2 separate regions of the Mus musculus genome follow, and region 1 is linked to region 2. The links are chromatin loops, found by intact Hi-C in ENCODE. Cell type or tissue: left cerebral cortex. All regions are shown on one strand. Links, peaks and the distances in the headings refer to the core of each region. The heading gives the core; the rest is flanking DNA. Region 1 has its middle 24 kb from the start of Gm41510. Region 2 holds the start of B3galt5 (UDP-Gal:betaGlcNAc beta 1,3-galactosyltransferase, polypeptide 5).

The links. A loop is a pair of places that touch in the nucleus more often than their neighbours do. Peaks named below come from ENCODE experiments on the same cell type or tissue, not always from the same donor. Only the 100,000 strongest peaks of a DNase experiment are listed, where the experiment ranks them.
Region 1: it touches region 2 in a loop (1.9-fold over the local background); 5 of 42 quality-filtered maps call a loop at or near these places.

The regions. Positions count from the first base shown.
Region 1 is chr16:96,320,397-96,335,981 of GRCm38, reverse strand. No RefSeq gene overlaps it. Among named protein-coding and RNA genes, the nearest start is that of Gm41510, 24 kb to the left of the region's middle. In left cerebral cortex, for the core only: no CTCF peak of the experiment used is centred there; DNase peaks (open chromatin) are centred at 9,176 and 9,647.
Region 2 is chr16:96,273,269-96,288,853 of GRCm38, reverse strand. It overlaps B3galt5 (UDP-Gal:betaGlcNAc beta 1,3-galactosyltransferase, polypeptide 5), which reads right to left and starts at 7,822. Exons shown (of 3, transcript NM_033149.3): 1 at 7,776-7,822. In left cerebral cortex, for the core only: a CTCF peak has its summit at 7,885; DNase peaks (open chromatin) are centred at 7,480, 7,905 and 9,727; H3K4me3 peaks cover 1,084 bases; H3K27ac peaks cover 771 bases.

The sequences.
Region 1 (15,585 bases), core at 5,182-13,181, 45 kb before region 2:
ACTCCCAGAATGTTCTCTGTCGTCACTGCCGTGCTCCTTCCTAAGAACAACCTTCCTAACCCTGTTAAGAAAGCAGTGGCTTCTATTACATTCGCATTCATTCAATAAACCTCTCTCAAGTCAGCAACACACGGGCCTCGAAGGTCAGCCTCTGCCCCTGGCTCTCCTGGGTGCTGGCAGTGTCTGCAGACCAGCAAATCTTGAAGGCTGCTGTTTCACAACCACACCGCAATGCATGGGAAGAACCCAAGATGCATGCAAACAGCTCAGGTTTTGAATAAATGCACAGTCTGTTGACAAAACTTCCTTCATGCACATCTCTTCCATGAGTAGCTTCCCTTCTCCCTCCAGCCTTAATTCCCGGAAAAACTTCTGCGCTTCTGCCTCTGATAGTTTATCTGTCATTTTTCTTTTAAATGTTATTTTTTAAGGATTTACGCACTTTATGTATATGGGTGCTTTGTCTGCGTGTACGTTTGCACGCCAGAAGAGATGATAATAGATTAAACCTCTAAACCTGTAAGCCAGCCACAAGGAAATGTTTTCCTTTATAAGGGTTCCCATGCCGGGCAGTGGTGGTGCACGCCTTTAATCCCAGAACTTGGGAGGCAGAGGCAGGCAGATTTCTGAGTTCGAGGCCAGCCTGGTCTACAGAGTGAGTCCCAGGATAGCCAAGGCAATACAGAGAAACCCTGTCTCGAAAACCAAAAAAAAAAAAAAAAAAAAAGAGTTTCCATGGTTGTGATGTCTCTTCACAGAAATAAAACCCTAACTAAGACACTTCCCTAAGTCCCTTTTGGTCAGGATTGTACCACAGTCACAGATATGAAGATAGGTGGCTAATAACACAGTTAATATGATCTTATGATTTAAAATTGCCACTTCAGATCACACTGACAGCCCCTCTTCTTGCCACCCCAATACCACGCTGGTCAATACTAGTAAAGTTTCTACTGTTCCCTAGAATTTCATGCATATTGCAGCCATTTGCTTCCGTTGGTGGCTTTAGAACACAGCAGAGTCTTTACTGTATCCTTTATACTACAGACGAGACGTTCAAGGCCCAGAAACATCAGGAGACCTGCCGAATGTCACTTAGGAGTGAAGGGGCCCAAGTTGAATATCAAGTTGGGCCCCTTCTGTTGATTTCAGGCCCCACAGAGATGGAAAAGATATGCATAGTTGATTTGCAGAGTCCTGAAAGCTGACCACAGCATACCCCTTGGGCTCAATGACCGAAAAAACACAGGCAGAACTCTTGCAAAAATCACTCTTCAGGAAGATCTTACCACTCAGCTTCTCTAGATAAAGGGCTTTTGAAGACCAGAAGCTCTACTGCAGGGATGTCAGAAGGTCCATCAGGGACAGGCATCGTCCTGCCTCTTTCCTCACCTTTGAACTCCCTCAAAGTCCTAGCAAGAAAGCTACAGCCTTCCTTCTCTTTCTTTGGTGCAGGTTGTAAAGCATGCAGGTTTCGCTCTGCTTATCTGGAAGGGGAGATTTAAGTTATCCCTTCCTTGAGATTCATTCCCAGGTAGTTAAGTCTGAGCACCAGGCTCAGCTGGCACTCTTCCCTTTTGTGAAGTTCATCTTAAAAGTCTCCTCCCAGACAGATGTGATTGGAAGGAGCCTGTCACTCAGGGCTGCTAGAAGGAACTTTTGGTGACTCTGAGCATGAGCCTCGGATCCCATCTCCCTGGTCCCATCAGCTTGCTTAGCATCTTAGAGACTTGCTGTTCCTCAAGGGCTTAGCTACTTAGGCTCTGAATTCCACTCACATAAGGTTACAGCTTCATTCATTGGCCTCACATTAGCTTGGAATTTGTTGTGTCTCTGTGTTTAGCTCATAACTTCTGCAATACTCTGGGGAAAACGTCTGTTAAGTGATTTAGTGGTTGACCAAGATCTGAGGGAGGATGCTGAAGGCATTAGAGCCTGTGGCAAATTATACTGATGTGTAAAGAATGACTCAAATAAATGCCACAGGACTTTTGCCTAGAAACATCTTAGACAAACACATTGCCCTCCTATGTACCCAGAAAGCAGAAAGTTGGTTTCCTCTTACCTCACAATACAATTCAGGCTAATATAGTACTGCTCCAAGCCATATGAATGAGAGCTTTGTGGGTACTTCAAAAATGTTTACAAAGGCACCAATTATATATTATAAGGGTTATACTCATTTAGTCTTAAGGTCCATAATCTTTGCACATGAGTCCAATCTAAAGACAGCCTAAAGTGGAGAACTTGCCCCTGTGTGGTTCCATTTTCTGAAACATAAATATTTATCAACCCACACAGGACATGGACCTGAGTCAGAGCAGTTTTTATTTACAACAGTTTAAACTAGAAAAGATTTGAATGTCCACACCGTGGAAGACGAATTAACACATTTGGATATTTTCGTACCATGTAGCGCTATTTAGCGACAGAAAAAAAATAATAAAATATGTTATACACAGACAGAGAGAGAAGTCTCAAAATGGTATTCTGAGCACAGGCACAAAGCGCTCATCAAAGGTGATTGTGTCTACACAGATCTAGAAAAGCTTTCCCTTACCCCCATTGTCTGGATGGACCACTGGCTGCTGTGGGTGGCTACAGGCGTCTTTGGGGAATTTGTGTTCAATTTGCTGTAGCTCATCCTCCTAGTGATTCATATTCACTCTACATACAAAGTAGTCATTATATCCAAAGACCTAAATTCTCAAGCCAGTATACTGTCAGCCCCATTTCAGAATCTCCCATCTCATGGGCATTATTAAATATCTGCCATGCTGGTAGACCCTGAATAGCTTGATAATACCAGGTGAAGTGAGTTTTTTTAAATAGTGAGGTCTTTCAAACTCTCTTTTGCACCTGAATCAGTATAACCCATCTGGAAACAAGCCGATATTTTTATATTAATATTGGAAATGTGTCTCTCCCAGCATCTCTGTCCTAGGAGGAATACATGTGCAAAGAAACTAGTCACACTAAGGAAACAATGTCTTCCGGACACATTAGGGCTCATGCACTTACAATTCAAGAGACTGACAGTACACACAAGGCCTGCACGAGTTCAAACAAGACAAAATGACACCACCAAAGAAGGGAAAAGCAGTTGTCTCCAATGGAGCATCACTGGACATATCAATCATACAACAGGGAGGGCTCAATGCTCAAGTGTAGTTCACCAAAACAAAATGGACACCATGATGTTTTGGTTGGTTAGTCAAATTTACTGGGTTTTCTGCTTGTTCTTTGGTGTGTGTGTTTGTTTGAGAATAAGACACACAAAGAGGAGAGAGAGAGAATAACATTGGAGAGGTAAGGAGGTAGGGAGGATTTAGGAAACGTCAGAGGAGAAAAAAATAATCTGATCAGAATATATTGCATAAGAGAATTTTAGTAAATTTTTGAAAGAGATAAGTCATGGAAAACACAACAAGGAGTGTCCACAGCACATAGACATAAACCGCTGCTCTGTCCATCAACAGTGGAGAGGGCTCGTTTTGGCAGATCCAGAGGAGAACAGACTGTCTTCATGTTAACCATGCAATGAAGCTAATCAGAACACCAGACAAACTTAGCCATCCTGCTTGTAAGCATAGTCCTAAGCCATATAACGTCGAAGCAAGGCGAGGTGCTGATCATCAGTTGTGTGTCCTGAGTCCCCTCATAACTATCAACACACGACACATACTTTGAGATTCCTATATATTTTACTTTTCTCATGTATAAGAATAGATTTAAAAAAATCATGCAGCAAATGTCAGTTTGAGGATAGTTTAGCACACATTAATTTTGTCAGTGGAAGTAAAGTCCAACAAATAATAGAACAGCATAATTCGGAATACTGACACCACCAAGCACTGGCTACTCTTTGGAGCAACACAGCTACTCTTCTGCAACTGGTGGGAAGGTGGACAGCCTGGCCACTTTGGAAGGCAATCTGCAGGCTACTCACAGAGCTAGTGCATTCTTCCTTTACAGTTTCTCCATCTGCCATGCTCTTTAGCACTGACCCAAAGGATTTAAACTCATCCGACACAAAGGCATGTGTATTTATAACAACTCTACTTACTGTAAAAACTGGCATAGACTGGATGACCCCTCAATAGATGAATGAATTTTTTAAAACTGCAGACAATGGAATAGTATTCAGCACTAATAAAGGAAAGGAATGAACTAAACTGGATCTTTCCTCCCTTGAGTTGTTCGCTCTGGGTCTTTCACCGGAAGCAAAAATAATGAACAGGGTAGCACCTCAGACCGCCCAGAAGTAGAATACTAAGGAAGAACAGCCAAGATGCTGGTGTAATAATTAATGTATCTTATCCAGAAACACCACCTGTATCATGAAATGACATTTCAGTCAACGACAGACTGCATACAAGCCTACCCCAGTAAGACTGTAATGAATATTATTGCCCAAAGACACCACAACAGCATCGAGACACACCACAAAGCTCACAAACCTAACATACTGCCCATTGTATAAACACACATGGGAGCTGGCGAGAGGGTTCAGTGGGTAAAGGGGCCCATCCCATGGGCAAGCACCAATCCGTGACACTATTAATGATACTCAGCTGTGCTTGCAGTGAGGAGTCTAGCGTGGCTGTTCTCTGAGAGGCTTTGCTAGAGGTCCAGCCTCAGTGTGAGGAATAGGAGCAGCTCTGCTTCGATAATGACTTGGAGTCAGCAGTGGATGCGAGCTGTCAGTTCAGGTGCTCTCTCTTTACCTGAGGATTCTCATCATTCCTCCATCTTCTCCTTTCTTCTCATTCTTGTTCCTTCCTCTAACCAGAGAGCCCGAACCCATGGCCCCTAAAGGCCAAGCAGAAGGCCTATTCCTCATCCTCCACAGCCTCATGACCACCTCCGTCCCTCATTCCTGAGAACTGCATCTGCTTCATTTATTATGGAGTGATTAGCTCTGATTAATGAAGGAAGTATATTCCCCAGAAAGAGAGATTGAAAGTAAAACAAGAGACTGCACACCAGCTTCAGGGCAACGGCAACCGTCAGCACACGTGGAGATCAGCACCCTGGTAATGCTCCTGGGGCAGAAACCGTGGCATAATGCCCCTTTAGCAACCACGCTGGACCAACTAGGCTCCACCCAGCAGCTGATGCAGACAGATGCAGACACCCACAGCCAAAGAGTGGATGGGGCTTTTGGAAACTTATGGAAGAGTTGGGGGAAAGATTGTGGGCCCCAAATGGAATATGAACTCCACAGGAAGACCAACAGAATCAACTCACCTAGACTTTTGGGGCTCTCGGAGACAGGAACCATCAGCCAAAGAGCATACACGAGCTGGACCTAGGCCTGCCACACATATATACAGCTTGGTCTTCAAGTGGGTCCTGAACAACTGGAGCAGGGGCTATCCCAAAAGCTGTTGCCTGTATGTAGGATATGTTCTTCAAGCTGGGCTGCCTTGTTTGGCCTCAGTGGGAGAGGATGCACCTAGCCCCACAGAGACTTCATACGCCTAGGGGAGTCGGGGATGGGGGTTCCATCCTCTCAGAGGAGAAAGGGAGGGGGGAAGGATTGTGGGAGGGAGAGACCAGGAGTGGGAGCAGTGAGCAGGATGTAAAGTAAATGAAAAAAGTAAAATTTTTAAAAAAGCTATACTTTATCATGCCATAACATATAATGCCTTATCATTCTGTAACATGTAATATATCCAGTGTTAGCCACATTTCCCAACTGGAAAAAGAGGTTGCATAAAGAGGCCAACCACCCCATCGTGGAAAGATCTCCTGGCAGCATACTTCTTAGAACAAACTCCATGTTGGGTGAGGTGGTTGTGCCTGTCATGTGAATACCAACAGCAGCAGCAGGCAGGGCCCCAGCTGGGAAAGGGGAGGAGAGGGGCAGGCTGCTGTTGGCATTCTCTGTGGGTCTCACAGCACAGAGGCTCAGCGCATGGGTAACATTTGGGTTAAAGTAATTACTCCTTAAAATTTACTTATATAAGAAAACTCATATACGCCTATAACTCTAAGAGCACATCTTTACGCATCGAAAAATTACACATACTCAAAGCCTTTAAGAGGGTTCCACAGCCCAATCTCAGCACTAATCATCTCCAGAAACCTTAGCAGATGACTCCTTAGATATGTTTTAAGACCTGGAAAACAAGCAATGTTCCGCTCAAGCTGGGACTTTTTTTTTTTTTTTTTTTGAGAGCACTGAAAATGAGGCCTGGCATTGCAGCAGTTGGCTGACACAGCTGGGCTCGTTTTCCCTATGTAACTCTGACAGTAAATGGGCTATGCCTCAGGTGAGGATCCACGGTCCCCAATGTCACCTCGGTGGAGAAGAAGACAGACACGGGCTATCAGTTGTCTGCTGACTCAAGTCATAGGTAAGGATTCATCCCTGAACTAATGGCAGGGAATCCACAGTAGTTGGGCGTCATTAGGCAGCCAGCCAGCAGCACGTTCTGCCACAGCACAGCTCCTAGCTGGTCAGCAGGCATCAAGGAGGAAAATCTGGGGAGAGGAAGGAAGGGCTCGTGGGAAATCACACCCAGTACTGAGACCATAGGGAACTCCTCTGTGTAGTCATGAGGCAGGAAGGGGGAAACACACTGTTAATCATTGATGCTGTGCAAATGCATTATGGTATATAATATGGAGGGAGATGTGTGTGCTCCATGCTAAATTCACCCTGTAAAAACCCTCTTATTGACAGTAGGTTGCCTTATTTCCTGGACACGTTTTTATCACTTACTTTGTTTTCAGAGGTGTCAACTTAAGGTTGTAAACTGAGTGGTTAGCGTCAGAAGGTCGTTTGCCCACCAACCACATGTCATTATCCTTACTCCAGGAAGGATTCGGTTTCCCTTAGGCAAACTGCCACCAACACCTCTGACCCCTCACACCCTCCCGTCTTTCCAGGTTGCTTGTTTTATAATTTTCCCACCTTCATAGTTCCCCAAAGCCATGGGGTATAGCTTCATTTCTATCCATTTTTATCTCTGGAGATATTTGTATTTAATACTGATAAATGTCCCTAATAAGGTTGTAAGACACTCTGGTTCCAAACTCTAGGAAACATCACACTGAAACCACACCCACGCCTCCATGAGTGTCAGGGACCCTGTGGAGGAAACGCACCATGGCTGACTTTCGGTGCAAAGGCATAGTGCTCTGAGATCTAAGCCATGTCCAGCTGGAGGCTCTAACATATCAGCAAGGGGGTCTCAGAAATCACCACCAAGGGTACAAAAAAGCATTCTGAGATCACATGTGTAGATATGGACGCTCGTTAGGAGGAGCCTTCAGGACTAACTCCTGAGCAAGGCCGTATAGCAGACAGCTTGTGCTACCATAGGATGTTTCCTATGGAGCCACGCCCACCTTTCAGTCAGTCTTCTAAACCCAATTTCCCTGGAGCTTGCAAAGGCTCAGTGGGCTCATTGGAGCTGGCATTACTTCCCCGCCCCCCATGCTGATTAACTTGGAAACCTTAGAGCAACCACAGGCTCCGAGTCTCACCACAGGAGGCTTCTGTGAGCCCATCCACCATTGGCTTTGCTCTTCCCATCATATGTCAAGACGGAGCTGACCTGGTGCCTTCACCACAGGCTCCTGTGACAGCATCTGAGAAGGTGGCAGGTTAACCACGTAGGAAAACCCTGCCTTAGCATCCGATCTCCACACACCCAGACCTGACAGGGCAGGGACAAGGGCAGTCGGTCCTTCTAAGACCCGGTCTTGACTGTCTGCTCAGGTGATCACAACCACATTTTTGAGACTCTGTGTTTCTCTTCCCTGTTTTTGGAAATCTAGCTTAGGTAGGTCCTGGAACCCTGAGTCTGGTTAGCGTCTACCAGTATAAACCCTGTGTGCCCCCTCCCCAATACCACCTGGGCCATTGAGCTCACTGAAAACAAACAAGCCATCAGCCATGCACAAGGCTCTTGATGATATACACATGCATATTTCTTTCTACACTGTGGATGCAAAGGTATGGGATTTTAAAGTGTCTCTAAACACTCCACCCTCAATGGAAGAAAGGATTTGCTTTGAGGGTTTCCAGCTTCAGGGGGTGCAATCCACGGTCATCTGGCTTCTGCTAGGTGCTAACTAACACAGCTTGAAAGTCTTCACTAGGCACTGGTGGTCCCATCTCCAGAATAGCTCCTTGTGTTGGCCTGAGTCCTGCCACAGTTCTGGAAGTGTTCTTCAGCCCGACTGCTTCAGACTCATTCTCTACAGCTAGCCTCAAGTCTGAAATGAGGCATCTCTTGCAGGGGCCTCTAATCCCTCTTGTTTGAGTCCCACAGGGTAGGCAGCAAGGGTCTGCATGATGAAAGACCACCCACGGTGTCTAGGATTATAACCTAGATGACAGTAAGGGAGGGTCTCCAAGAGAGAACAAACCATGTGCCAAACCTAGTATCTCCCAGTCCGGTTCTAGACAAAGCTTCCAGCCGACCAACAGACCCTGTGTATGCATCTCCTCTCAGCAGCACCCACTTCTCTGGTTCTAGACTGTAGTCTCCCCTCCCCCAGCCTGAAACCTGCTTGCTCAGGGGTGGAGCTTCCTGCTCATTCGTTCTGCCACGCCCACTGCTAAAACCTGCTGAGCCACACACGTGCACCTTTCTACTGGATTATTCGGCAGGAATCGGGTCCCCTCCCCCTTCCTTCATAACTGAGTGCCGTAACAGTAAAATTTGAGCTTTGATCAGAATAACTGTCTTGGCTACATTTCTTTCTCTCGCCACCTAGCCCCTCTTCTCTTCCAGGTTTCCAAAATGCCTTTCCAGGCTAAAACCCAGGTTGTGGTCTGCTGGCCGAACACAACACTAGACCCCATTGCTCAAGTGTTTTGCCTCATTCCATACCTGCCTCAGCAGGAGGGAACCCCTACGATAGCTTAAAGTCACTGTCAGAAGGTGTAATTATTACTGTACTGGGGATTGCTGTAGAGTGGGTATCTCACTCTACAACAAAATCATTGCACAACAGAGTCTTTTTGTTTTGGGCTTGTTTCTTCAGTTTTTAGAAACTTTAAATTTTTGTGCATGGCCATGGAAATATATTCACAGGCTACAAAGAAAGAACAGGAGTCCCAGTGAAACTGAGATTTGAGCTTTTCTTCAACTGCTCTCTGCTTGTTCTGTGCACGGCCAGGGAGGCTTTCAAATTAGCAAAACATCATGAAAACTGCTGATTCATGCTCCACAGCCAGGAGTGTTATTCCTGCATTGGTGCACAATTTCTGTTGCTTTCTCCCCCCACCCCCACCCCGGAATGTAAGCATCATTTTCAATCCTTTGCTAAGGCAAGCCATGTTCCTGTTAGCAGTCCTTATATGTCATTTCATTGGTGCTGGCAAACGCCAGCAAAGGGAGAGGGGGGGTTGGCCACCAGCATGGGGGGTGGGGGTGGGGATCATTAGCTCAGAGGATAATGGGAGTGTAAGACTGCTTGGCTATCGCTAACACCCTACACACCTTCTCAGAGGAACGCTTAGGGTGGTTTCCATGATGACAACTTGATCAAATCAGATCGATTTCCCCCGTGATCCCTTTCTCTGTATGATTCCAAAGTACTGTTGGCAAACCTGGAACTCACACAAAGTTGGAAGGACAAGTGGAGCAGGCACTGCCCTCACTGCAGGTTGCCATGGTCACCACCAACAGCAGCAGCCAGAGAGAGACCTGGCAATGGGTTCCAGCCCCAGCTTCCTCCCCACTGCCTCAGCCACACGCACAGCTCCACGGCCACAATGAACCTGCACCTGCACCTCCAAGGCCCTGGCTCCCCTTGCAGCTGAAGCACATGGCTTTTCAGTGTGGAGGCTGCCAATTCACCTCTGATCCGTTAGCTCTGCCTCCTCAAGCTCCTGCTAAGGTGGCAGGAGCCCATTCCTCCAGTGAACTCCTTTCCCACGCCCCGTGGGTCTGTCTCGCCCTAGAAAAGAGAAGTGTGATGTGGGAAAATGACCTCTGCTCGCCATAGGAGGTCAGAGAGGTTCATTTAGGCTTGGGGGTAAGAAAACCTGTGAAACCCTGACCTCTGACAATGCAGGCCCAAGCTAACTTTACATGTCTCATTTCTTGTGTACTGGTCAGAGCTTGCCCAGAGGTGCCATGAGAGATCGTCCTCAGAGTGGGCAGGGCTGTCTATGCTGGAAAGTTGTGGCCAGCTATTGCATGATTTAGACTAGGGGTGGGAAGTAGTTCGGTTTGTTTTGCTCTCTCTTTTCTTTTTTAGCTTGAATTCAAGAACATTCGTCTCTGAAGGTGCAAACCAGGTGCCTGTGGACACCTTGGGTTGTGTTCTTAAGGTGCCCAAATAAAGCATAGTCATGACTAGTTAATACCTCATATTGTAGGCAATAAAGCCCACAAGGCCTCAATCCCAGACAAAGAGCTACAGGCAACTAGAGAATGCTGAGAGTGGGGGAAATAGCCTTCCTCAGGAAGAGCACACAACTGGTTCTCCAATACCAACTAGAAACAGACATGCAAATCCTATCACATGGGTTGAGCAGGTTTACTTTATGTTTTTAGGAAAAAACATATTACTGATTATATAATATATTCTTAATTAAGAAGGAAGGGAGATGTGATACAACTGTATTATAATTCCCACCCAATTTTTTTTAATATACACAACAGATAGAGATCTGGAGCCACTGGTCCTACTGCCCCTTGTTCAGCTTCTGCCAGCTCTAACTGCCACCCCTCCAAGCTTCCACACACATCTGCCCCACAAATTAGAACCTGTCTATGCCCTATCCGCTCCTGCTTTATGACAACCACTTACCTTGCCTAAGTCATCTTGGTAGTTGGGAAGGGAAGCTCTGGCAACCATCGTTTCCTGTGTTTCTGGCTAACACAAACATCCTGGTTCCTATGGTTATTTCAGAGATCTCAGCTACCCTCTCCACAGGCCACAGGTCTACTTCTGGCTCTTAAGTGAGCCCCTCCCTCTAATGAAAAGCTCATCTACTGGTTCACTGCTGCACAGAATACCAAAACAGGGCCCTCTTAAAGACGGGATTCTGCCCTTCCCCTATGAAGTTCGACTTTTGCTATAGGCTTTCTGTACACACTAGTTAAGGTTTACAGTTACAGTCTACAGGAACCAAGTCTCTCTAGACTCATAACAGATCCACAGCAGCAGAGTGGTATCAGGTAGAACAGGAAATCCATGTAAGTCCGGCAAAATGGCTCAGAGTGGGTCAGAGTCAGTAGAACCCAGAGAACAAGGAACATTCCAGAACGTCCCAGGAAAAGCACCAAAAGATGCTTCTGCTCCTGTAGTCAGAGATAACCCCAGACCCAACTTCTGTCCTGTGGAGCCTGACATCTCAGGCTAACGGTCATTGATTAGCCAGGAACAAATCAAAGCCTTCAGAAGACAAAGTAAGGGAAGCCTGAGAGGGCCTTGACCTGAGGCTTCTCAGCATTTATGAGAATACAGTCTTTTCTTTATAAATATCTCAGCCTCAGGTATACTGTTACAGCAATGCAGAGGGCCTAGACACCTCTCCCAAAAGTGCTTGATTCTAGATGAACCATGTGACAAAGGTCTGGCCAGTGAGGAAAGGAATCATGTTCAGTCTACCCATCTGGTTCCCAGAGAGAGGAACAGGCTATTCTCTTGACCAATTTATCTTTCTTACTTGTGGGAATAGATTATAAAGATTTTTTTCTGTTGTCATATTCTTGATTTCTAAGTTCTTTCTCTGTTCTCTAGCTGTTTTTAATGTTTTACTTAGTAATATTGTATGTGTGATATGTGAGGCTGTGAAGACACATGTATGTGCCACAGAATACATCCTGTGTGTCCTGTGTATGCGTGTGTATGTGTATGTATGTATGAATGTGTGTGTATGTTTGTTTATGGTATGTGTAGTATGTTTGTGTATGTATGTGGTATGTGTAGTATGTTTGTGTATGTATGTAGTGTGTGTGGTATGTGTGGTGTGTATGTGTGTGTGTGTGGTGTGATGTGGTGTGTGTGTGTGTATGTATATATGTGGTGTGTGTGTGTGTGTGTGTGTGTGTGTGTGTGCGTGTGTGTGTGTGCAGACGCACACATTTGGAAGTCAGAGGATGACATCTGTTAATCACGTCTCTCCTTCCATTGTATGGGTCCCAGGAATCAAACTCAAGGCCTTAGGCTTAGGTGGCAAACCCCTTTACCCACTGTGCCACACTGCCAGCCGGAATTCTCGTTCTTTTTTTTTTTTTTTTTTTTTTTTTGTGCAAGACAGGGTTCTCTGTAGCCCTGGCTGTCCTGGAACTCCCTTTGTAGATCAGGCTGGCCTCAAACTCAGAAATCCACTGCCTCTACCTCCCGAGTGCTGGGATTAAAGGCATGTGCCACCACGCCTGGCCTCCGTATTCTCATTCTTAAACACTTCCTCTGCTTGTACTCTTCATGTCCTTTCCATTGCTGCAATAAACGCAACCAGAAGCAACTTGAAGAGAATGTTTCCGCTTCCAACCCTTGGTCACATTGCATCCCTGAAGGAAGTCAGAGCAGGAAACTGGGCGCAAGGACTGAAGCAAAGGCTGTGGAGGAGTACTGCTCACTGGCTTGCTCCTCACAGCTTGGTCAGTTTGCTTTCTTATACAACCCAGGACCAGGGTTTGCCCTGCCCATAGTAAGCTGGACTTGAGCACATCAATCATTAATTAAGAAAAGTCCCTAAGGATTTGCCCACAGGCCAGGCTGATGGAGTTAATTCCTCAACTGAAGTTCCCTCTCCTTAGATGATCCTAACTTGTGCCAAGTTGACAAAAAAACTAACCAACACATTGACCCCTTGCCAAGTCAACGCACAAATACATCACTCATAACCTTTCTTTTTTAATTATCCCCAAGATCTTATGTAAGTAATATGATATAAAATGGTATAACTTTAAAACTCTCATGGGGTTTAAATTTTCAGCACTTAAAATCCAAGTTCTCTGTTTTAAAAGGTTTTAAAAGTCCAAAGTCTCTCATCACAGGCTCCTGTAAAATCAAACATAAGTTAAACAGTGCTAGAGAAATGAGAGAGATGGTTCAGTGGTTAAGAGCACTGGCTGATCTTGCAGAGGAACCAGGTTTCATCCCCAGCATGCACTTGGCAGCTCACAACCACTGTCTATAACTCCAGTTCTAGGAGATCCGGGGTCTCTTAGCTTCTGCAGGCAGTGTATATGTGTGGTGCACATACATGTATGTAGACAAACATAAAATAAAATAAATTTCAGGTGGGGGTGTGTAGAAATGTCTCAGTATAAGAGTAATTACTGCTCTTCCAGAGGACCTGAGTTTAGTTCCCAGCACACCCATAATAGGTAGCTTTACCAGTTCTTATAATTCTAGCTTACCATGCTCTTCTGACCTCAGAGGGCAACTGTACACACACACACACACACACACACACACACACACACGCATGAGAACACACACATGCACACATGCACACAATTAAGTTACATGTTTCTCATTCCAGAAAGGAAGGACCAAGGCAAAACCAAATGGAGCAGCATAAATACCTTAGTGTCTTCTGGTGTCTGAGGCTCCTTGATCATGAGAACCCAGGATCTACTGGGTTCTCCTCTGTCTCACTCTGCCATCTGCACATGTGGCTTCCTTCTAAGCTCAGCCGAGTGTGTAGTTCCACTACATATCTTCTGCCATACTTGATGGGCATCTGACATCTCCATTGTCCTAGGGTCTCCACGGGCTGCACCTTCATAAATGGCTTCCTGGCCTCTCTTCAGGGACTCCCACTTTGCCACACAGCCCAAGCCTCGTCTGTTCTCCATAACCCTACAGTCCTGGGATTTTCACTGTTACTGAGACTGTTTCTTCATCAGTGTCCTCTCCAGGCCTCCCCCTGTGCAAAGACTCAGCTGCCTTCCATGACCCCCTCCATTCTGCAGTTCAGCTGCCAGCATCAGATGCACCCTTGGTCCCCTCTGGGCCCATCACCATCACCAGGGAGAGAGGGAAAGAGGGAAAGAGAGAGGGAAAGAGGCAGGGAGGGAGGGAGGGATATAGTGAGGAGGGAAGAGAAGAAGGGAGGGATAGAAGGAGGAATAGAGGAAGGGATGGAGGAAGGGAGAGAAGAAGAGAGTTATGGAAAGAGAGGGAGAGAGGGAAGGAGGGATAGAGGGGGGAGGAGTAGAGGGAGGGAAGGAGAGAGGGAGAGAGCTCTAGGAGGCTATAAAATGAGTGATAAGCAAGCTTGCAGAGTTAATGTGATCTAACCCTGCCAGGCCTCTTTTAAGATACACACATTTAACCATAATCTGAATTCCAGGCATAAAGCTCGTAGGTGACCCTCAGAAAGAACGTATGCTTCCCTTGGCAAAGAGTTTCTACTCTCTAAGACTCTGAATAGGGTATTTCTCAGGTATGGGGTCTCCTCTTCCACATTCCAGAACCAACAAATCACACACACACACACACACACACACACACACACACACACACACACACACACACAAAAGCATTAGCTGTTAACAGCTCACTTCTGGCACCATGGTTTAGTATAGTATTTGAAATCTCAAAACAGAAAGAAATGAGTAGAAAGTCTTGCTTGGTTCTGGTGTTGTCTCTGGGAGACAGATCTCTGGAACTCACCACCCGGTTAATATGGAAATGGGCTGCTCCTGTCTGAGGCTCCTCCCTGTCTATTGTCACCTGAGGCACACAGGTGTCCCAGTACATGTGTGGGACTCAAAGGACAACCTCTGGCGTCACCTCTTGCCTTCCACCTTGTTTGAGGCATTGGCTACCTCGTCTACTGGGCCAACTGGCCCTCAGTTTCTGGGAGTCTCCACCTCCCATCTCACAGTAGAGAGGCTAGGATAACAGACATGTGCTTCTGTACCCAGCTTTACAGAGGTTCTGGGGATCCAAAGTGAGGTCCTCTTGCTCGAGTGGCAAGCACTTTATCCACTGAGCCATGTCCCTGGCACCTCTTCTGGCTTCTTAATAATCCAACGCAGACCAGAGTCTGTCATGAAGCAGAGGCTTACAGGATAAGATGCCTTGGGAGAAGATGGAGAAGCAGTCTGGACACCACCCCCTCCTATACTCCAGAAGTGGTTACCACAGGGAGGGCGCTGTCCCTACACCAGGATGGGTCAAAATGTACCCGGTGAGAGAAACAAGCTGAGAGCAGATAACACAGGGAAGGCTGTTGGTGGGAACAGTTTTTGCACTAAGAGAGAAAGCAAAAGACAGAACTGGAGAGGAGGAGGTCTAGAGAAATGCCAATACAAACAGGGAGAGCAATCTTTATACTGAAGGACTATTCTAGAGGGCATGGGGGGCCCTGGAGCTGTAGATGGATAAGAGATGATGGTAGGAGCCTCGTTGGAGAGGCAGCAAGACTGGCATGCAGGCAGGACTGGGCCAGCCTTCACAGAGAGGCGAGGCATAGCTGGTGGGTGAAGGATGAGAGAGCCTTTGGAAGCTGGCATCCTGCACGTCCATGCACAGTCCTGCTGCTTCCAACTTTTGTTTGGTTTCTGAGACTGGCATAGGAGGCAGGCAGCACGGAGCATGGGTGCAGAGAGTCAGTGGCTGCACCCCGTGAGACATGGCAGTCACGCT
Region 2 (15,585 bases), core at 3,466-11,465:
CATGACAGAACAGCAATCCTGAAAATTGACAAAATTTTTAATTCAACCTGACAAGTGAACTTGAAATTTATGTAGAGGGCAAAAATAGATCAGCAGCACATTACAAAGAAAAACGGAGGAAAATGTGATGCCTGTGAATCCTCTCAGTCACCCACTGAGTCAAGAACACATAAGGGAAGTACTGGCCAAGAGGCTAATGCTAAGAACTAAATGGTGCCTCCCCAAAATTCATATTGGAGTTCTGGCCCCAATATGGCAGAGCCTTCAGGCTATTAATGAAAAGTTAGATGATGAGGTTCCAGGGTGGGTCCCTAATACAATTGAGTGATTAGAAGAAGGAAGAGAAATGTCAGACCCCTTACAGTTACAGAAAGTAGAAGTCTGCAACCAGAAAGAGACCTCACCAGAAGCCAGCCATCCTGGAACCTTGACCTAAGACTTACTTGCCCACCACAAGTTTCTACTGTGTAAATCCTAGATTAAGATGTTTATGTCTTACATAACCAAGGTAATCAATAAAAAGAGAATAAACACGTTGGAAACAGATTTGCACATTTATAATGAGGTGGCAGCCCATCACTAGGAAAACAGTCACACCTGAGGCCACTGGCTATTCTCACAGAATAGCCACACCTGACCTAACAAATGATTCAAACCAAACTCGAGGCACGTTAAAACCCAAATGGTTTTCTCATGTAGGAAAAGTTGCCCAAACTTTAAAACCTTTTCAACTTTACAACTTTTATAAGGAAAATAATGTGACTGTCTTCAAAAATAGCCTGGAAAGACACTCTGAAGACAGAGCACAAACCACAGACAAAGACTTGACAAATTTGATTAAAGTAAAAACTAAAAAGTGGGGCTAGACAAAATATGACAGTACAAGCCCCAGACCAGAAAGAAGTGTTCCCAGTGTAAACAAAGGCTCTAATGAGCTTCTGAAACCAATAAGAAGAGACATCCAAAATAAAAATATATACAAAAGATACAAACAGGTCACTCACAGAAGAATCCCAAGCAGTAGGCAGACAGACAGACTTCCTTACTTTGAACGTGAAATGTCCCTCATGGACTTTTGAGGATAAAATGCTTGGTCCTCAGCTTCTGACCCTGTTTGGGGAGACAATGGGCCCTTTGGTGTGGAAGCATGTCTGGAGAAGGTGGCTGCAAGCCTTTAAGAATTGTAGCCTGGCCTCCTTCTTGCCTAAGCTTTATACTCCCTGGTTTGTGTGATTTAACTACTCACCTCATGTTTCTGCTGACACAGAAAGCAGTTGGTTCTGCTACCCCTCTGAAATGGACTCTACTTTCTATTCTGTGATCTCAGTTCTTCCTCTCAACTTGCTTCTGTCTTATTGGGTATTTGGTCACAGTTAAAAAGAGACATAGATAGATAGATTGATGATGATGAAGATAGATTAAAAGATAGCAGAAAATAGATGATACATATATAAATGATAGATAGATAGATAGATAGATAGATAGATAGATAGTAGATAGATGATACACAGATAGATAAATGACAAGTTGATAGATAATGATGATAGGTGATAAATAGATGATAGAAAAATACATGATAGATGATAGATAATGATGACATGATTGATAGATAGATAGATAGATAGATAGATGATAGTTAATGATAGATTATAGGTGGGTGATAATGATTGATGGTCTATAGATGATAAATAGATAATAGATGAGAGATACATAAATAGATGATAAGTAATAGATGATTGATAGATGATAGACACAGGGATAGACAAGCGATGAGAGATAGTAAATGATAGATTATCAATAGGTATATGGTAGTTAATGGAGAAATAGTAGATGGTTATAACTAGAAGACAGATGACAGACAATAGATATACCAAAACGATATACAATAGAAGATAGGTAAATTACATAGATTATAAATAGTAGGTGATAGATTAATGACATATATAGGTGACAGATGCCTGATAGATGATAGATGAATAGATGATAGATTACACACTGATTGATGGTTAACTGATACAGCAGATAGACATTAAGTAATAGATTCACGGCATATGTTATAAATAGAAAATAGACAAGTGATCAATCATAGATGGTAGATGGACAGATGATAGACAAGAAAATATGGATGATAAACACAGAGACAGTTAGAAGATGGAGATAGATCAATCGACAGAGGATAATTACATAGGTAAATAAACAAGACACTTATATGTAAATGGAAACATAACCAGCTGTGCTAGAATCAGGTCAATGCACTGAACACAGTGAGACTGAGTTCCTAATCTTTCTATTAGTACAAATGCAAAGATCTAACCATCCTACATGTTGGTGAAGCTGAGGGGAACCAGGCACTGAGTTACTGAACCATGTGGTTGGTGAGAGTGAGATTTAGTGCACCACCATCCCCCAAATAGCATCCTTCCAGATCTAGGACCAAAGGAGATGAACATGCCCCAGAAGTCAGTTATGCTAATATAAATGGATCCTTAATCTACAAAAAATTAAACAGATGTGCAAGAGACAACTGACCAGGAATGCCTACAACTATGTTTGATACGAAAATGTAAAATAACATCTAAAGATCCAGCAGTAGCAATGAGAGTACAAAAAATTAGCACTGTGCCTGAACATCAGTGACCTTCAAAAGCATGATGGTGGCAATGTGAGATGCAGATTCACATGTAGAGTTATGAACTCACACACAACACAGGGTGGGGAAGAAGCCAGTGAGAAAACGCAAAAAGTTCGAAGAGACCTGAAGGCCAATGCCTTCCACCCAGCTCACTTTTACATACAGTCTTACCTCATAAGTAACAAGCAGGTGCCACCCATGTGACAAGAGCACACTCACACACAAGCATGCTCACACATGAGCAAGCTCACACACAAGCACACTTACACACACACACACACACACAGCTTGTCTTCTGCTCTCTGACTTCTCTATATGCCTGAAATATTTCTTAAAATTCTTACCATTTTAAGAAAAATAAACATGATCCCTCCCTGGCCTTGAAAACTCGTTTTAGTAAAATTCCAGAAAAAGCAACCTGCGGGTCATGATTATTATCCACGCAGCCTGATGCTCCCTCGTCCCCTTTTTTCACAGCCTGAGACAAGAAGCAGATTATGATTCTCAGGACTCGACTAAAACTCTGAGAAGTAGTCAAATTAAGACCCACATAATTGGAAGGCAATAACGAATGGTCAACTTAACTTTTACCTACAGAGACAGCCAACGAGGTAGCCTGTCCTTTGTTAAACAAGAGCGGCAGCACAGATAACCTGGAAGAATGAACTCACAGAAGTGGATCAAAGGTGAGCCCAATAAATGTACTGCTCCCCAGAGACACCCAGCACTCAGATGGCAAAACACAGTGGGCATAGGAAATGACGAGAGACCCAGGAGATTAAAAGAGGACTTGCAGAGCTAACGTATGGTAATTAAAACACCCTCAGGGAACAAAGAAATGAGGTCTCGAAAGAAAGACTATAGACAGCCTTGGACAGTGATCCTAGAAAGGAAGTTTGGACACAGAATCAAAAGCTAATGGTAGAGAGTACAAACCCCAATTCTGCTCATTCACCACTGAACCCCAAAGTCTGTCCACTATTTTAGTCATTCTACCATGCCCCAAAATATCTGTGTCATACCACCTGACAATGACCCTGAAAAGTCAATTACTTTATTATTTGAGAAGCTTTTTATTCTTTCCATACTCAAGCAAAATTCAGCAGAGCTTTGAGAATGGTAGGTAAATGATGGCTTCAATAGTCACTGTCACTAGAGGCCCAGGGAAAGATGGGACAATCTAGTCCTCACATGCACTCAGAGAAGTAATATTATCAGTATCTATGGCAGTGGCTCTTAACCTGTGGGTCTTGACCTCTTTGGGGGTTGAGTGAGCCTTTTAAGGGGGTTGCATATCAGATATTCTGCGTATCAAATGTTTACACTGTGATTCGTAACAGTAGCAAAATGTACCAATGAAAACAATGTTATGCTTGGGGCTCACCACCACATGAGGAACTGTATTAAAGGGTTGAAGCATTAGGGCGGTTGAGAACCACTTGGTCTATGGCGTCAATGGAGAGAACCAAAGTACAGGGTTAAAGCTCCTGGGTTTCTCTGTGAGTATATGGAATGATCAACTACATTTTTAACACTATTTGGTCCCAAATGACTTCTAGCTCCTATTGGGGATATGGCATAGTGTTTAAAATCAGATATTAAAAGTCTAGTTGAAAGCAAACGACTGATATGCCCAACCAATAGACTGAAGTCGGGGACCCCTGTGGTTGACTCAGGGAAAGGCTGGAAGAAGCTAAGGAGGAGGTCAACCCTGTAGGAAGACCAGCAGTCTCAACTAACCTGGACCCTCGAGATCTCTCAGACACAGAGCCACAACCAGGCAGCACACATCAGCTGGTACAAGCACCCCACCCCCAACACATATATAGCAGAGGACTGCCTGGTCTGTTCTCAGTGAAAGAAAATGTGTCTAACCCTAGAGAGACTTGGGTCCCCAGGGAGTGGGGAAGCCTGACAGGGGAGCCCCTCCCCCCTCCACATCCTCTTGGAGATGGGGGGTGGGGTTAGGAATGGGAGGTGGAACTGTGGGAGGGTGGACCACCAGGAGGGGGTAACGATTGGATTGTAAAAATAAATAAATAAATACATACATACATACATACATACATAAATAAATAAATAAAAGCAATTTTTTAAAAGTCTGGTTGGTATCTTTAAACCCTTGATCTTGGTTTTTAACTCAAAGGTTTTTGGTTTGTTTTTGTTTTTTTTGTTTTTCTCAAACAAAATGCCAAAACAAACAAATGGCTATTTGGGATGCCTATGAGCCTACCAAAGCACATGCTGGCTTCCAGGCTACCTGACTACTCAGCTCTTCTAACCCGAGCTGCTACCCTAAGCTTCTTCAGCTCATAGGCTTCCCTTCCCCAGCTTCCCATTCCCCTATAGCCCGACAGGCCTCTTCTCTCCTTTTGTTTTTCTTCCTCTCTCCCCCTCTCTTCCTCTCTCACTCACCCTCCCCCCACCTCTCTCCTCTCATGGCCCAGTTCAGTCTACTGGTCATGTTTAGTCTACTGCTTTCTCTCCCTGCTCCGGATGCTTCCAGAGGCCTCAGGCTGTACTCCCCCTCACATCTACACAAGAACCTTCCCTCCAACCGTACCTCCGAGTGGTCATGTCCTTACTTTATACAATTTCCTCAAAAGCTCTTTAGTTTTCTCACCCGTAGCTGAATCTGCAGGTATGGTTTACAAATGACTAACCAGTTCTGGAAGCCAGCAGGAAATTTCAGTACCCCACAGCAGCCTTATCCTGTCCCAGAGCTGATGTGCACTCTAGATGGTCACTTACTCAGACAGCTATAAGGGGTGTGGCATGCATGCTGGCATCAGAGTTTGTCATGAGAGTGGGGCAGATTTCCGGGAGTCATGGTGCTTCCTCTTTCCCTCCCTAATTTGCACAGGTGTGTTTTTATTACTCTGCTAAAATTATAAGAAGCCTGGGTCATTTTTGTCAACATGGCATCTAGACCAGAGAGAAGTGGTCTAGAACATTACCACCCCACCCTCCGTTAGCTGGACAGTTGGGAAAATGAGCTAATGTAATAGCTAGCGCCCAAAGGCTGTGGTTTTCAGTGTCCAGGGTTTAATCTTTGAAAGCTGTGCACCTGGCAGGACAGCTGGTCATCAGTTGTTTCGGGGTTCAATCTGATCACATTATTCCTGATCCTGGTTTTAAACTGAGAGCCATGTTGCCTCCCCAGAATCTCTATCACCTGTCTCACCCACTCTTTTGCTTTGTAGCTTGGCTCAGACAGTTCCCTTCCCAGAGGCCAAGAAAAGTGTTGTGTAAACCCACTGGAGACAGCCACAAAGCCTGATGGAGTGAAATACCCAAGCCTAGCCAGAGCGTAGACTGAAATTTGGAAAGGAGAAGGACCAACTGTGTGCAGGAGAAAAGTCAACTGCGTGTACCGGAGGCCACTCCTCAACTCTCACCTCTACCTTCCTCTCCTACAACCCCACCCCAGCGTGAACACACACGCACGCACGCAAGCCCACACTCAGCTCACCCAACCCAGGGTGGAGCCAATGCAGTGAACTCCTGACGGCTGATATTCATAGTCAGGTGAGAAGACATGTTTGTTCTGTCAGGACCAAGCAAGGGTCACATCTTAACTGACTCATCTAGGGACAGAGGATGCCCTGCAGCAAGCGGCTGCTCCAGGACACTGGAACTGTGGGTGAATGTTCTGGACCAGGATCTAGTCCTGACAGAAAACCCAGGAGAAATGGGATCAGAGGCCCAGTTAAACAGCACACCAAACGGATGGCAAGTTTCTGAGCTCAGAACCAAAGGCCAAGACCAAGCCCAGAGAAACAGAGACTGCTCTCTGGAGGCCCTTCTAGGATCCTCTGAACCTGCCCTGCCTACCTCCTGAGACCAGAGAGTGAAACGGAAGGAGACCCTGCTGAAAGGAGACTTACCATCATGCTGGGACATCTCACCCATCTCATGACTCAGAGATGCCCAGGTTTATTCAGAGCGCCTGCCCAAAACCAACAAGAAAGGGCCATCTGTTCAGAGGGACATTCAGAAAGGAACAACTGTCTGGGTCAAGCTGGGCGGGGGGAAGGACCCCTTTGGTCCTTCCTTTGTAGGACCTGCTCCTCAGGGTCACTTCTCAGTGTCATCAACCTTGTCCTGAGCTTCTCCCTCAAAAATCAGACTTTAGTTTTTAATTAGACAAAAACCGAAGGTGACAGAAAACAGTCAATCCTGACATGATCTCTTTGAAGCCAAATGCTCACATTACTCAAACTGGGTGGGTTGGTTGGTTTGTTTTAAAGAAAAGACACTGAAGAGATGGAACAGTTAGACGGAGCATATACAAGACTGGATGGATGGCTGACGGACAAATTAAACACAGACAGTTTTGTTTTGTTTTGTTCAGTTCTGAAGATTGAGCTGGGGCCTCCCACATGTCCAGAGGCAACTGTATCACTAAAGCTATATTCCTTGCCCAAAGCTATAATTTAACTGAAAATTTTCATTATACACAAATGAGCTTAATAAACATGCATATAACTCAGCCATGAACTAAGAATTTCCTACATTTATAAAATGGATAAAAGCCCAACACTGACTGGAGCAAAACCTTTCCCCAGACCCCAGCGCATTAAAACCTACACACACACACACACACACACACACACACACACACACATATCATAGTGCATCTAACCCCTACCCACAACTCACCACCAAAGAAAATGTTGATTATCAAGCCCAAGGCACTCCCATGAACAGAAGAACACCCCAGGAAGTCAGCCCCTGGCTGTCATCCCTGACTGTCACCCCTGGCTGAGAAGAAGGCTTTTTTCTTTCTTGTTCTCAGCCCTGGGCCCACACACTGCAGGAGCTGCTGCAGCAGGATGCTTCGGAGTTGGCTTTAGAATTTGACTTGATTGATGTTATTTTCTCTAGCTCGAGCTATTCTTTTGAATCCTGTGCTGTGTCCATCGATGTGTAACCCTCATTTATATGTGCGCTGCTACCCACCCAGAAGCACAACTTCCTTCGGTGTGGTATATATACAAGTCTCTGTCAGTGAATCCAAGCTCTCATCAAGCTCCGTGATATCTCTGCCTTAATTTTACAGGAAGAACACATGGATGCCAGCCTGCCCTGCTGTTTCTAGTGCCTGCGCCCCGCGCCCCCGCCTCCCGCAGCAATTCCTTACCGTCGTCCTGCTGGAGCTGAGAAGGGACAGGGCAGGGGACGCAGGCGGCCCGAAGGCTCTGTCCAGGCCAGGGCAGCCGCAAGCTGGACTGGCATTTGCAAGTGGGAGGAGCGCGCGGCAATGCGCTTAGGGACTGTGATAGGTGCGCGGCGGCGGGAGGAGGTGCACTTGAGTCCCGCAGCGCAGCAGCGGCCGGTTAGTCAGAGCCTGGGTCCCTGGACCACAGAGCAGCGAGCTGCTGCGTTATGGAGAAGCAGCAGGAACCGGCTGCCAAGGTCCCGCCTCCCGAGTGCGCTGGCCAGAGCATCTTCCCTGGCACCAGCATTTGCGCAGATCCTCAGCTCCTCTAGGGCCGCTGCGGGCTGTGCGCTCTAGCCCTCCCAGGGGACAGTCTTGAAGTTAACTTTGAATTTACTGGCGGTGCAGGCCAAACCGCAGGGTCCTGCATTTCCCACACCCAGTGACCACCGAAAGACCACGACGCTCCAGGGGTGGGGGTGAGGCAGGGCGAGAATTCTCATAAGAAAGGTTTGTGCAAGGTCAAAGAACCTCATGGGAATGTGCCTGCATCCTATTTACTTGGGCAGTGACAAGGGTACAATTCATTTTCCCGTGTTGCAGGTTTGGAAATTGAGGCACAGGAAAGTTAAGAGGCTGGTGCTGGGTACCGCTCTCTGACACAGACCAAGTGGGAAAGGATGCGTTGGTAGAACCGAGGGAAAGAGACTAGCTGGAATAGCAGAAGACACCAGACCTTTCTCTGGCCTGAAACATGTCCATATATTTATGCGCCCATATGTGCAAGACTGCACAGTTTTTTACCAGTTGAATACTGCTGTAATTCAGTGGTCCTCAGCCCTAGCTGCACAGTACAATCTTTGAGAAGCTCCGAAGATGCACAGCTCTCATCCCAAGCAAGCGAAGGTCGCTTATTTTCCTTAAGGTCGTGTCTTCCATGTTCTCAGAACAATGAAGGTTCTCGTTTGCCTACAGTTTAGCACGCTGTTGTTTTTACAAAAATGCGTTCCTGGGCTAGGAATGTGGAGCAAACATTAGAACGACTGGAATCCGTGGCCCTAATGATATAGACTCCTTTCAGAGAAGGTGGGCAGGGTCTATGGATTGTGGGGACTGCGGGAGAGGAAAGGCTTTAAGTGATACACTGCCAACACCCGTGATTATTAAACTCCCACGCTGCTACTCTGTGCAGGGCTTCATGAAGAAGCTCAGTCTCCTAGGGTAACCAGGGACTGATGTAGAAGCAGAACTAAGATGTACAGAGGCCCCTGCAGCCTGGGGGCTGAATCTTCCTTCCAGGTTCAGGGCTAAGGCCACTACCCTCCACATCTGCCTCTCCCTCCTGGCTCTACCTGACCTCTGAGCAATCCCATCCCTACCTATCCCATAGTTTCTCAGCCAAGGTGACCTTGGTCTCAAACAAGTGAGGGATGCAACCAGATGCAGGGGTATTCCATTTGTTTCTGTGTTTACTTACAAAATGGTAAGTGGTGTCTCTGGATGGGCAAATGCCTCCTGGAGAGCAAAACTGTCTCCAGTTGAGAACCTACTCTAGTAGAAAGGTCAGGACCCAGGGACCTACAAACAGCCTTATAGAGTCGCTTGCTTGGGCATTTTGTTAAAGGAACAGATCTGACTCCTATAGCCTCTTTTTAACTTGTTCCACGTTACTGCTTGGCAGTTCAGTGGACACTTGCTTCTTTGGTCTCTGTCTTCTGTGCCAGAGGAGACGCTGGGGAACACCACCACATCATAGTTAAAGCCCCAGCCTAGCATGTGGAAAATGAGCAAGCAATACTGTTTGGAGCAATTTAACGAGATGAGGAGTGGATGGTGTCTGTGGTGTGCCAGCCGGGGTTGGCGAAAGTGGTGACAGCTGAAAAGAACGGACAATACTTTCTTTCATTGCTGACCTGGGCTTGGTCCTGGGACACAGAGGAAGTATCGCTTGCCTGCCTCTCACTCTTTTCAGAGAGCCTCAAGCAACTGCCAGCAAGATATTCCTGGCTTCTGAGCCAAGAACCTGGGCAGGGGCAGCGTGTGGCTGAAAGTCCCAGAGACCCATCAGAGGTTCTGTGAGGCCTAGAAAATGGTTCTCCCAGGGAAGCCATTATCCTAATTACAATGACTCTGCAGGGGAGGCTTCTCAGGCCCACAGCAGTTTTCTGAACCATTAAACACAGCTATGCAGTGGAACAGGAGAAGGGTCATTGAGACAGAGTCGGAGGATAAATTGGCTGCAGCTCAGAGTGCCTGGTGTGAATGCTGGATGCTAGGTGTCATGGACAGGAGGTCACTATCCCGAAGCCCTGCATTCCTGTTCCACCAAGGGACACCCTGCCTATGTGTGTTAGCGCTCCTCCACAGATAGGCTGATCTTTCCTGACCTGGCCAGGGACCTTTAGTCTGGTGGCAGAGTGGAAAAGGGTTCCTACCCTCCCTTTGACCCACATTGGTAAACTGTCACCTGTTGTAACGGAGAGGCAAGGCTGAGGCCAGTCATATCATATATGCAGACAAGTATCATTCTTGTAAGCAGGTGGGTCCTCAATGCCCAGGTGATGGAGTCCACCCTCTGGAAGGTCAATGTGTGTGACACGCACATACCACACACACACACACACACACACACACGCACATATGACACACATACACAAATATACACATATACCATACACACATACCACACACACACACACACACACACACACGCACATATGACACACATACACAAATATACACATATACCATACACACAAACACACACATATACCACACACACATAAGCAACACACATACGACAGACATACACACACATATACCACACACACACAAACATACTCTGGATGGCCTCCCTGTCCATGACACCTAGCACCCAGCACTCACACAAAGTACTCTGAGCTGCAACCAATTTATTCTCCATCCTACACTGGAGAAACCGAGGATCAGGTTAATGGAGGAAGGCTATATTTGGAGGTCTTTGGTTACCTCTGAAATGCAGAACCTTCCAGTCCTGCAGCCAGTAGGACTGAATGGTGTTGTGGATGCAGACTGTCGTTCCCTCCCAGAGACTCATGCCCTAAAGACCTGTTGGAGAAGCAATTGGATCCCAGGGACTCTGACCTCATAAACAGTTTTAGTCACTTGTCACTTGATGGCACTGAGAGATGTGGAAGGATGGAGGGAGTATGTCCTGGAAAGAGGGGGTGGTATATGTGTATATGGTATGTTTGTGTGTGGTATGTGTATCTGTCTGTCTGTCTGCCTGTGTGTCTGTGTGTGGTATATGTGTGTGTTTGTGTGTGTGGTATATGTGTGTGTTTGTGTACGTGTGCTTGTATGTGTATGTGGTATATGTGTATGTGTTTGCGCGTGTGTGTGTGTGTGTGTGTGTGTGTGTGTGTGTGTGTGTATAATATGTGTGTGGTATATGTGTGTGTGTTTGTGTGTGGTATATGGGTTTGTGTGTGTGGTATGTGTGTGTGTTTGTGTAGTGTGTGTGTTTGGTATGTGTGTGTTACACACATTTGTGTACATGTGCATCTGGCATCCATGCATATGCCAGAGGTTCAGTGTCTTTTCTCAGCCTCTCTCTACCTTATTTTTTCAGACAGTAGGTTTCTCATTCAACCAGAAGCTCACCATTTTGGCTAGACTAGCTGGTCAACAAGTTCAAAATCCTCCTGTCTCCACCCCTACAGCACAATTACAAACAATTAACCCCACCCTGGCTGAGTCAGGAGGCTCTAAACTCAGCCCTCATGCTTGTGTGTGCACCTTACCTACTGAGCCATCTCACCAGACCTTTCTCTGGTCATTGCTCTCAGTTCTGACTGCCATGAAGTGAGCAGTCTCTAAATACAACTCCTGCTGCCATGATGCTCTGCCTCACTTCAGACCAAGCAGAGGATCCAGCCAACGTTGACTTCTGAAACCACAACTCAGATCAACTCTACCTCCTTATAACTAGTTTCTATAGTTAGTCAGAGGCTAACTCACATGGGGGAGCATATTCACCCACTTTACAGTTTGCAATCTCATATATTATTTGAGATTATTCCAGAATGATACTGTTTTATGGCACGCATGAAGTCCAGGGACACTGAGTGTCCTAGTTTGATTTCCTGTTGCTGTGACAAAACATTCTGACTAAACCAAGCCAGAAAGGATGGGTTTCCTGGTCCCCACAGTTCCAGGTTAGCCCATCACTACCAGGCAGTCCAGGTGTCATGAGGCCAGGAGTTAGCCCCTCCCAGGCAGGCGAGATAGGGCTCCCAGTGGCTTTCCAGGTATCAGCTGCTGAGCTGACAGCTTGTTGCCTGGTGACAACAGCTAAACTCGTTCTGCTTCCTAACTTCTTGCCTCACCAGCACAGTTAGTCCCTTCACATCTTCAATCCCCAGCAGAGGACAGTGACTTTACACACATGCTAGTGCTCAGAAGGACCTTTCACCATTGCACCAGCCAGCATCCCCTACTCAAGGAGCAGCGCCACACACAGTAGAAGGTCTTCCCACCCCCAACAGACACAACCATGAACCAACCTGCTCTGGAAAATCCCTCACTGAGACTCTCTTCCCAGGTGATTCTACATTGTGTCAAGTTGACAATTAAAGAGAACCACCATACCGTTTACTTATAGCCAGTGGGCTAGCTATCTATACAGAACACCACCCTTGGCCTGAGGCTGTTCAGGCCAACATATCCAGCTGGTTCTGGATAGGAACCCTAAGATAAGTCAAAGATTTTCACATCTAAAATTCATCTGGAATCTTAGGATAGTGGTTCCAAGCCAGAGAGAGGCTACATTGGTTGGAACATGAAGAATTTAGCCAACCTTTGTAATCTTCCCCAGTCTGGAGGTTGGTTCTACCCTTCAGTTTCTTCATCTAAATGTCAGGTACCAGCTCCAGGTCACTGCAAGGACTATGGAAGGACCATGCAGTGGAAAGCTGGGAGTCTCCTGGGGGCCTTGCACTTGACTTTGCTAACATGTAACATTTGTTTGGTTTCATTTCTGCCTTTGCTACCAGGTGTCAATCTATGGACAAGAACTGTCACTATCTTACTAATGTTGTTTCTCCAGCTGCTGTCATAGTGCAATACCCGTGGGATGGTTAGTATAAATAGTCAACTTGACACAGAGTTACCTGGAAAGAGAGTGTCAGGAGAAATTGTCTGGGTCAGGTTGACTCATTGCATATCTGCTGAGGATTATCTTGACTATGTTGACTGAGGCGAGAAGACTCGACCACTGTGGGTGGCAGCATTCCCTAGGCACAAGTTTCTGAACTGTATGAGAACGAAGGAGGAGCCTACAAGATGGCATGGCTGCTGTTAAAGGTGCTTGTCTAAACTGGAGCTATGTGGAAGGAGATACTTCCCAAATGTCCTTTGACAGCCACACACATACATGTACTGTGCCACATGTGACCAACACACACACATAAACACACACACACACACATACACACACTGTAATTTTTAAACAGTGGACAACAGAAGCTAAATATGTACACATGAATCTGTTGCTCCCTGCTCTTCATTGTGGATATGATGTGACCTCCTGCCTCGAGTTCCTGAAACTTTGATTTCCCATGATGACAAACTATAACTTGGAACTGTGAGCCAAATGAAGCCTCTCTCCATTGAGTTGTTTTTGTCAGGGTATTTTTATTACAAGAACAGGAACAAAAAGTACAATGTGAGCACTCAGACAAGGGGTCCATGGATAGAGCAAACAGTGGAATACCAAATGCACTTACAAGAGAGTGATGGGTAGAACTTAGCACAGAGCCCAGAATGCAGTGAGCACGGAACACAATCGGCTTCATTTGCCATCCCAGGGCTCATTTTATTTTGCTTTTATAACAAAGGGTCTTTTGCTAGGAACATTGCTCAATGCGAAGATGATGCCATCAGTGGTGATTTGGGAACAGAGGATGGTAAAACGTCTCTCTCCCTGAGTACAAGCCAACAAAGGCACTTCTCATTGGTCTTTCCTACACTGCTTTAGAGGAGAAGATGGAAACCCTGATTCTTTAAAGCAATGTGGAGCAGGACAGGGGACATGGTTCAGTGAGTAAAATACTTGCTATGCAAGCATGAAGTCCCAGGTTCAGCTCCTCAGCGTTCATGTAAAAAGCTGGCTGCCGTGGCACTGGGGAGCCAAAGACAAACAGATCCCTACAGGCTCATTGGCTGCCTGGTCAGCCTTACTGCTCCAGGTTCACTGAAAAACCTCTCACAAAGTAAGGTGGGAAATAACTGAGGAAGGTATCCAGCATCATCCTCCCCCTGCCCTCCATAAACATGAGCACAGATGAGCTGGCAAACCCACACACATGTAAGCATGCACCTAGCACATGCGCACACATACACACACTGAGAGCTGTCTTTCTGACACTAGCAGTGAAACATACACATCCAGAGAACAGCAGTTTGGAGAATTGAGACTTAGTTCTAGCTGTCATTCAAATCCATGCATACCCTGGGCTTTCTATAGAACCATCTAGAAGTGGAATTGAAGAGCCGATAGCTGGAACAACTAGGAAAGAGTCAGGAAGAAGCCTCATTCCACAGTAACGAGCTGTTCCTCTGAAAATGCAACAGCCTTCACATCTGCGAAGCTGCCCTGTCACATTAGAACCCTCCTCTCAGCCTCTCCTAGAACATCTGCCACCCTCTCCAGAAACTCTTTCTTCAGAGCCACATGTCACTCTTGTCAGAAAAAAAAAAGCTACCTGCTGGCACCAGATGAGCTGGTGACGATGAAAATCAAGTTCAGAAAGATAAGGAGGTGTTTGGTGATTCTGCAAACAGCTGGGAGACAGATGAGACCTGCACCATTTGCACTAAGGGACACTTGTCTGAAGTGTACCAATTCTTTGTTAGCTTCATACATTGATCTACTTTTAAGGATAAGTACATGAATCTGAACCCCAGAACTCACACATACAAAAACAAAAACAAAAAAAACAAAAAAAGCATTGAACATGGTAATGAAGGGGTGTGACACCACCACTGTGGGTAGGGTTGCCAAGACATAAGCAGCAGCACATGTGTGCTTGCACATATGCATGCTCGCACATGCACACACACATGTACACATTCACACACATGCACATGCATGCACACATGCATATGTTCATATGTACACTTACATGATAGTCTTTCTTCCTCAGGAACACAGAGGAGCTCGAAGAAGAACAGCATGGAGCCAGCAGCTTTTCCAGTACAGAACCAGGATTCTCACACGGGGACAGCTCAGCACAGGATAACTGGTGGGTGCTAGAGAACTTAGTAAGATCCATCCACTGTTCTCTGTTTAAGGGTTAGAAGCTCTTGTGCTCACATAATGTGTGTGAACTTGGATCAAAACTAGCTAAAGAGACCTCCAGTCAGCAGACAACAGAGATAGCATCTTCCGTCTCTCCCACCGATCTGCATCAGAGGACTTTCCACAATGGTCAGTGGGATCCCTGTGCAAAATGCAGAAAGGAAGCCACAGGAAGAGGAAGCCCAGACAGCTTGTCACCCTAGTGTCCCAGGCATCTCCTGCCGCCACTGTCTCCTTCAGTTCTCTGTGGCTAGTCCACGTGGTAGATCACAGGAAGAGGCCTGACAAGAGGTTTCTTGTGGGCTCTCTGCAAAGGCTGAGATGACGCATCTACAAAAGCTGGGGTGAACAATGAAGGCCGGCAGCAGTAAAGAACATGAGATACCGCAGTGAAGAGGTCACAAAACATCACTTTGTGAAATCAATATACACTAATAAAAATTTTAACGAATA